Regions from separate parts of the Homo sapiens genome. Here region 2 is linked to region 1. Evidence: read pairs that join two places in POLR2A ChIA-PET (ENCODE). Cell type or tissue: PC-9. All regions are shown on one strand. Each heading gives the region's core, and the rest is flanking DNA. Links, peaks and the distances in the headings are about the cores only. Region 1 overlaps CLHC1 (clathrin heavy chain linker domain containing 1). Region 2 overlaps EML6 (EMAP like 6).

Region 1 (2,926 bases), core at 157-2,656:
GCATGCACCTGTAGTCCCAGCTACTTGAGAGGATGAGGTGGAAGGATCGCCTGAGCCCAGGGAGCTCAAGGCTACAGTGAGCCGTGACTGTGCCACTGCACTCCAGCCTGGGTGAGACACTGCCTCAAAAAAAATGAGAGAGAGAATAATTAAAACTCACTTTTATTTTCTTTTCATTAATTTAATATAGGAAGTTGAACAGACAACTTCATTTTAAATTACTTGAAAACATATTTTGGAAGATAACTTTATATTTTGAAATTATCATTACAGATATCAACTAAAATATTTTCATATAAAAATAATAATTATGGTAGAAATAAAATTATAGTGATGACAGTATTCTAAAAAGTGATCCTCTTTTATGAAGTACCATAAGTAATGCAGGTAATAGATAAGAAATGAGTTCCATAAATTGATAGATCACTAAGATATTTTTAAAAGTAAATAATATTAAATTTCTTTAACAAACAAAATGATTTTATTTCCTTAAGAAAAATATTTGTTATAGAAGCCCCATCATTAAGAGTTCTCCAGCTAGAGACAGGATAAAGAGTTTGTCAAAGAGTTTCTTCAGTCCTTGGGTTAGCTCCACTAAGGCATTTATATAAGTGTTTGAAATCATGAAAACTTGACCTATAGGTTTACAGTTATTTCATAGTTTCTAGTGGTGCCTTATAGACTCTGTGAATAAGGATGAGCCCACATTCATCACTTTCTGAGCTCCTGCCTTATAGCCTTCAACATCTGCTGCCTTAACAAGAAGGAGATGAGTGGAGATGTGAAATGTGAGAAGTGGTAGAGGGTTGAATTGAGACATGAAGAGGTTAATGATAAGGGAGGAGGAGAAGGAACTAACACGAGTACTTACCATGAGCTTGACTGAGCACTGCATGTTATATCATTAATCTTAGGGGAATCAGGTAGAGTTTAACAGTAACTGAGTTGAAATTATGTCCTTTTCTATTTTTGAAGAATCACTAAAGTATAGATTATCAAATAAGTGCCATACTATAATATTGTATTTTTTCCCCACAGATGCAGTAGAAAGTCTTATGATAAATGATTCCTTTTGCTCCATAGAAAAGTGGCAAGAAGTGGCAAATATATGTTCACAGAATGGCTTTGACAAATTATCTAATGACATCACGTCTATTCTTCGATCTCAGGCTGCAGTTACAGAAATTTCTGAAGAGGATGACGCAGTCAACCTAATGGAACATGTGTTTTGGTAGTTCTATATCTTAACCAGCTGAGGGAGCTTGTACAACACCTTATGTATGCTGGTTGGGAAAAACTGATTTTAACGTAACTAACTTATAAATAAATCTAGAGTAAGAAGATCTCAGAAATAAATCACACTTTTGTTATGATGACATTTAGATTTGTCTTTGAAATATTTATACTATTGCTTCCTTTTCCCCATATGGTCATTTCTTATATTGAATCTTGATAAAATCCAAGATTATAACTTTGTGTGAAACAGTGTAGGGCATTTTTATCTAAGGACATAAGCTAATGTCCAGATATATTACTTTCTGGTGATGTAATATGATAGCAAGAACTGAGGAAGGTGTGGGTAGTATCCTGTGTGTTAGACTGTCTTCCCAAACATGAAATGCTACAAGCCTGACTTGACCAGAAAAGCAGGAAATCATTTCAAGGTTGGACTTGCTGGCAAAAACCTAGAGTATAGTAATTTTGTACTGCTGATTTAAAGATGCGCCCCATGCTTTGATATATATAAATATGGCAAAGCTTAGGCTTCTAGTATAAAAGCTGGGACTCTTGGCATGTTATTACTTAGAGAGAAGACCAGTCGAATTTTGCATAGAAGTAGACCTGTGATACCTATAGGTATGGAAAATATGTCATAAGAAGTGGTTTTGGATTATTTCAAGTGTCTGAATAAGTATTTGATTGAAAACTCTGAAAGTTCTGTGCCATGGACAGGTGTAATATTAAAAATATTTAATGATTAGTATGGCATGGGCACAAATCAAGCAGAACAGATACCTAATTAATCAGAACAGCCTTTAGCCCTTATGCCACACCAGAGCTTACTAGCTAAATGTCATCCTTGACCATGGAACATGGTTAAAATGAGCTGCTGGCTGGGCAAGGTAGCTCATGTCTGTAATCCCAGCACTTTGGGAGGTCGAGGCAGGAGGATCGCTTGAGCCCAGGAGTTTGAGACCAGCTAGGTAACACAGTGAGATCCCGTCTCTGTTATTAAAAAAAGAAAAAAAAATTTCAAGTAAAAAATGAAAATGATCTGCTATTAGAATAAGAGCAAAGAGCATAACTTTTCCCATCCTAAATTTAAATTGAATATGTATTTTTATGTTATAGTGGAAAGAAGATGAACGGGGAGTCAGACAGCTTCATATTAAAATTCTGGTCCTACCTCTTACTCACTTATAAAATATGGGCAGTCTTCCTTAGGCTTGTTGTGAGGATTAGTGATAATGTATGTGTAGTGTAAGTGTATAACATGATAGAGGAACTTAGGAAAAGATAGCTGTAATTCCTTTGTAATCGGCCCCAGAAACACACATTTCTCTACTTAGTTTGTACTTACTAAATCCCATATGTCTACTCATTTGTATTTATATGTTTATCCTTCTTTAAAGTATTTGATATATTGGTACAACTTATTGCTGAGATTAAGTTATCTGTCCACACTTGTATTAGGGTTGCCTGGCTTATCTTATAAATTCAGAAGCATTCAAGCTGAGTTTTTAATTTTTCCATTTGGTGCTAAATAGAATACTGGATAATTATAATTCAGCTTTCTAAAACGTAGCATTTTTAAAGTAATACATGTGCATAGTTTAAAAAGCAATTTATTACTAAAAGCCTTATCAAAATAATATTTTGATTTTTGGCCTTCATACAGGCTGTTGAAAAGAGCAGATAAAGGATG
Region 2 (2,926 bases), core at 156-2,655, 240 kb after region 1:
AGTATGTTAGAACTGTTTTGTAGTAGTTACTTATACTGTGGGAGCTGGTAGGCATGTACTCAGATTCTGCTAAACATTTGGGTATGTGTTTCAGGAGGAGATGGTAGAAAAGTATAAAATACATCTCAGAGAAATAAAGGAAGCCTCTTGTGCTTGGAAAAATGCCAATAAGCATGGCTGTATGTCTCACTGAGGCATGAGAGGGACTTGGGAAGCCCTAACAGTGCCGCCTAAAAATTGCTATTAGCTCCTGCCTTATGTAACTGTATCTATAGCTTTCTGCATACCCTAAAATTACAGAAACTTCATCTAACTTTTTTTTGAGATGGAGTTTTGCTCTTGTTGCCCAGGCTGGAGTGATTCAAGTAATTCTCCTCCCTCAGCCTCCCGAGTAGCTGTGATTACAGGTGCCCGCCACCATGCCTAGCTAATTTTTGTATTTTTAGTAGAGACAAAGTTTTGCCATGTTGGCCAGGCTGGTCTCGAACTCCTGACCTCAGGTGATCTGCCCGCCTCGGCCTCCCAATGTGCTAGGATTACAGGCGTGAGCCACAGCACCTGGCCCCACCTAACTTTTATACAATCACTTTTCCATCATTCACATCACTAACATCACTGTCCTGTGAGGACGAAGCAGATTGGTGTCAGAAGTGGGATTAAAGCAAACCTCTTTACGTATAAAGAGGTTTTATACGTAAGAGGAAATCCAAGGGGAGCCAAGTTTTGCTTTGATTCTCATTGACCCAACTCTTGTAGAAGTCAGAGATTCCATAATGATTTAAATACAAACAGTATTTAATTAATGCACAAAGTTTGATTGATAGAGTATATAAAAACACTGTTGCTTGAAACTTTTTTTAGAAGATGGCTGTGTACATGTCATCTACCCAGGTAAAACAGCTGAATAACTGGATAAAATCTAACAAATCAGTGACTAAAACTATAAATATCACAGTATCTACAGTTATCCATAATTTATAAAGTAAACTACACTAAGTTGGAGCTAAGGCAATATAATTTAAGCATTAAAAACTAACTTTTCTACTTTTTTTTTTTTTTTTTTTTTTTTTTTTTAAAGACAGAGTCTTGCTCTATGGCCCAGGCTGGAGTACAGTGGCATGATCATGGCTCACTGCAGCCTTGACCTCCCAGGCTCAAGTGATCCTTTTATCTCAGCCTCCCAAGCAACTAAACCACCACATCAGGCTTTTAAATTTTTGGTAGAGACAAGGTCTCCCTATATTGTCCAGGCTGCTCTCAAGCCATCCTCCTGCCTCGGCTTCCCAAAGTGCTGGGATAACCGGCTTGCCCCACCATGCTTAGCCTAAGACTTCTTCTTTTTTTTTTTTGAGACAGAGTTTCGCTCTTGTTGCCCAGGCTGGAGTGCAATGGCTTGATCTCGGCTCACCACAACCTCCACCTCCCGGGTTTAAGCAATTCTCCTGCCTCAGCCTCTCAAGTAGCTGGGATTACAGGCATGTGCACCACAGCCAGCTAATTTTATATGTTTAGTAGAGATGGGGTTTTTCCACGTTGGTCAGGCACGTCTCGAACTCCTGACCTCTGGTGATCCACCCTCCTCCGCCTCCCACAGTGCTGGGATTACAGGCGTGAGCCACTGTGCCCGGCCCAGACTTTAAAAAAAAAAAAAAAAAAAAAGAGAGACATGACCGTTTTAGCCTGAGCTAAGCAGGAGAGACTGGCAACAAGCCCAAAGTCTACTGCGGAAGGAAAAAAATATGCTTTAGGTGAGTTTGGAATTTTGACTTTTGGCCATAAGTTATGCAGCTTCTCAGGTAAGAAAAGAAGGAGCAGTTAAACCTCTTTTCAGTGACAGGTGAAAAATGCTATAAGTAAAATAATGTTATAAAAATAATGTAGAAACAGGAAGTGGTAAGTCTAACATTCATTTATTCATCCCTGGATAGACAGTCAAAAGCTGTATGCCTCAGCAGTTGTTAATAAAGGACCTTGAAAAAAATACAGATGGCTGACTCAGGTGCATTGAGAAAACAATCCTTGAGCTAATTATTGTATCCTCTTCAAAACATAAAGGTTAAGTGAGTACTTATATGCCAATTTCTGTAATAGTTTAATTCTCCATTTATTCTGTATCTTATTATAAAGTTGGGTTTCTGTAGAATGCAGGTTCCAACTGTATATAGCAAATAAAAATATCCATTATGACCAACCCCTATGTGGCCGGTTAAGTGAGGAAGAAATGAGGACATCCACCTATGTCAAACAGGAGGCATTTAAAAATAAATTACTAACCATGGCTCCACCAGATGTAACTAGGAAGACTAATACCTGGTCAGCTCATATGAATTTCAGTAAAAGATCATAACCCACACTTAGAGATATTATTAGATGCTACATATCAATTATCAAAAAGAATGTTCCTTTGTGATCGTGTAGTTACCACAGTATACAAAACTGAAGCCACATGATAATTTGATAAGAACAAAAAATGTAGACATTGGCACTAAATATTTCCGTAGTTATAAGTTTCTAATTTCTGGCTTTCTCTTAATGTGATAATGAAAACCTCTGGAGATGAGCCCAAGATGTTTAAACACACATTGATTCATTCATTCACGGACAGGGTCTCGCTCTGTTGGCCAGGCTGGAGTGCACTGGTGTGATCACAGCTCACTGCAGCCTTGAACTCCTGGCCTCAAGGGATCCTCTCACCCCAGCCTCCTGAGTAGCTGGGATTATAAGAGTGTGTTTTCATTCCCAGCTAATTTTTTAAATTTTGTTTGTAGAGATAGGGCCTCCTTATGTTGCCCAGGCTCATCTAAACTCCTGCCAGCCTCAACCTCCTGGATTCAAGTTATCCTCCCACCTCAGCCTTCCAAAGTGCTGAGATTACAGGTGTGAGCTACTACGCCTGGCCTTAAACATTATTTTTAAAGATATATGC

What was found. Peaks named below come from ENCODE experiments on the same cell type or tissue, not always from the same donor. Only the 100,000 strongest peaks of a DNase experiment are listed, where the experiment ranks them.
Region 2: POLR2A ChIA-PET joins it to region 1 with 38 read pairs; 4 of 35 experiments call an interaction of 5 or more read pairs at or near these places.

What each region holds. Positions count from the first base shown.
Region 1 is chr2:55,174,099-55,177,024 of GRCh38, reverse strand. It overlaps CLHC1 (clathrin heavy chain linker domain containing 1), which reads left to right. Exons shown (of 13, transcript NM_152385.4): 13 at 1,039-2,926. The coding sequence ends at 1,235. Among named protein-coding and RNA genes, the nearest start is that of CLHC1, 57 kb to the left of the region's middle. In PC-9, for the core only: a CTCF peak has its summit at 1,265 (motif pointing right); a DNase peak (open chromatin) is centred at 1,254; H3K27ac peaks cover 1,509 bases.
Region 2 is chr2:54,935,702-54,938,627 of GRCh38, reverse strand. All of the region lies in intron 28 of EML6 (EMAP like 6), which reads right to left. Among named protein-coding and RNA genes, the nearest start is that of RTN4, 110 kb to the left of the region's middle. In PC-9, for the core only: no CTCF peak of the experiment used is centred there; no DNase peak of the experiment used is centred there.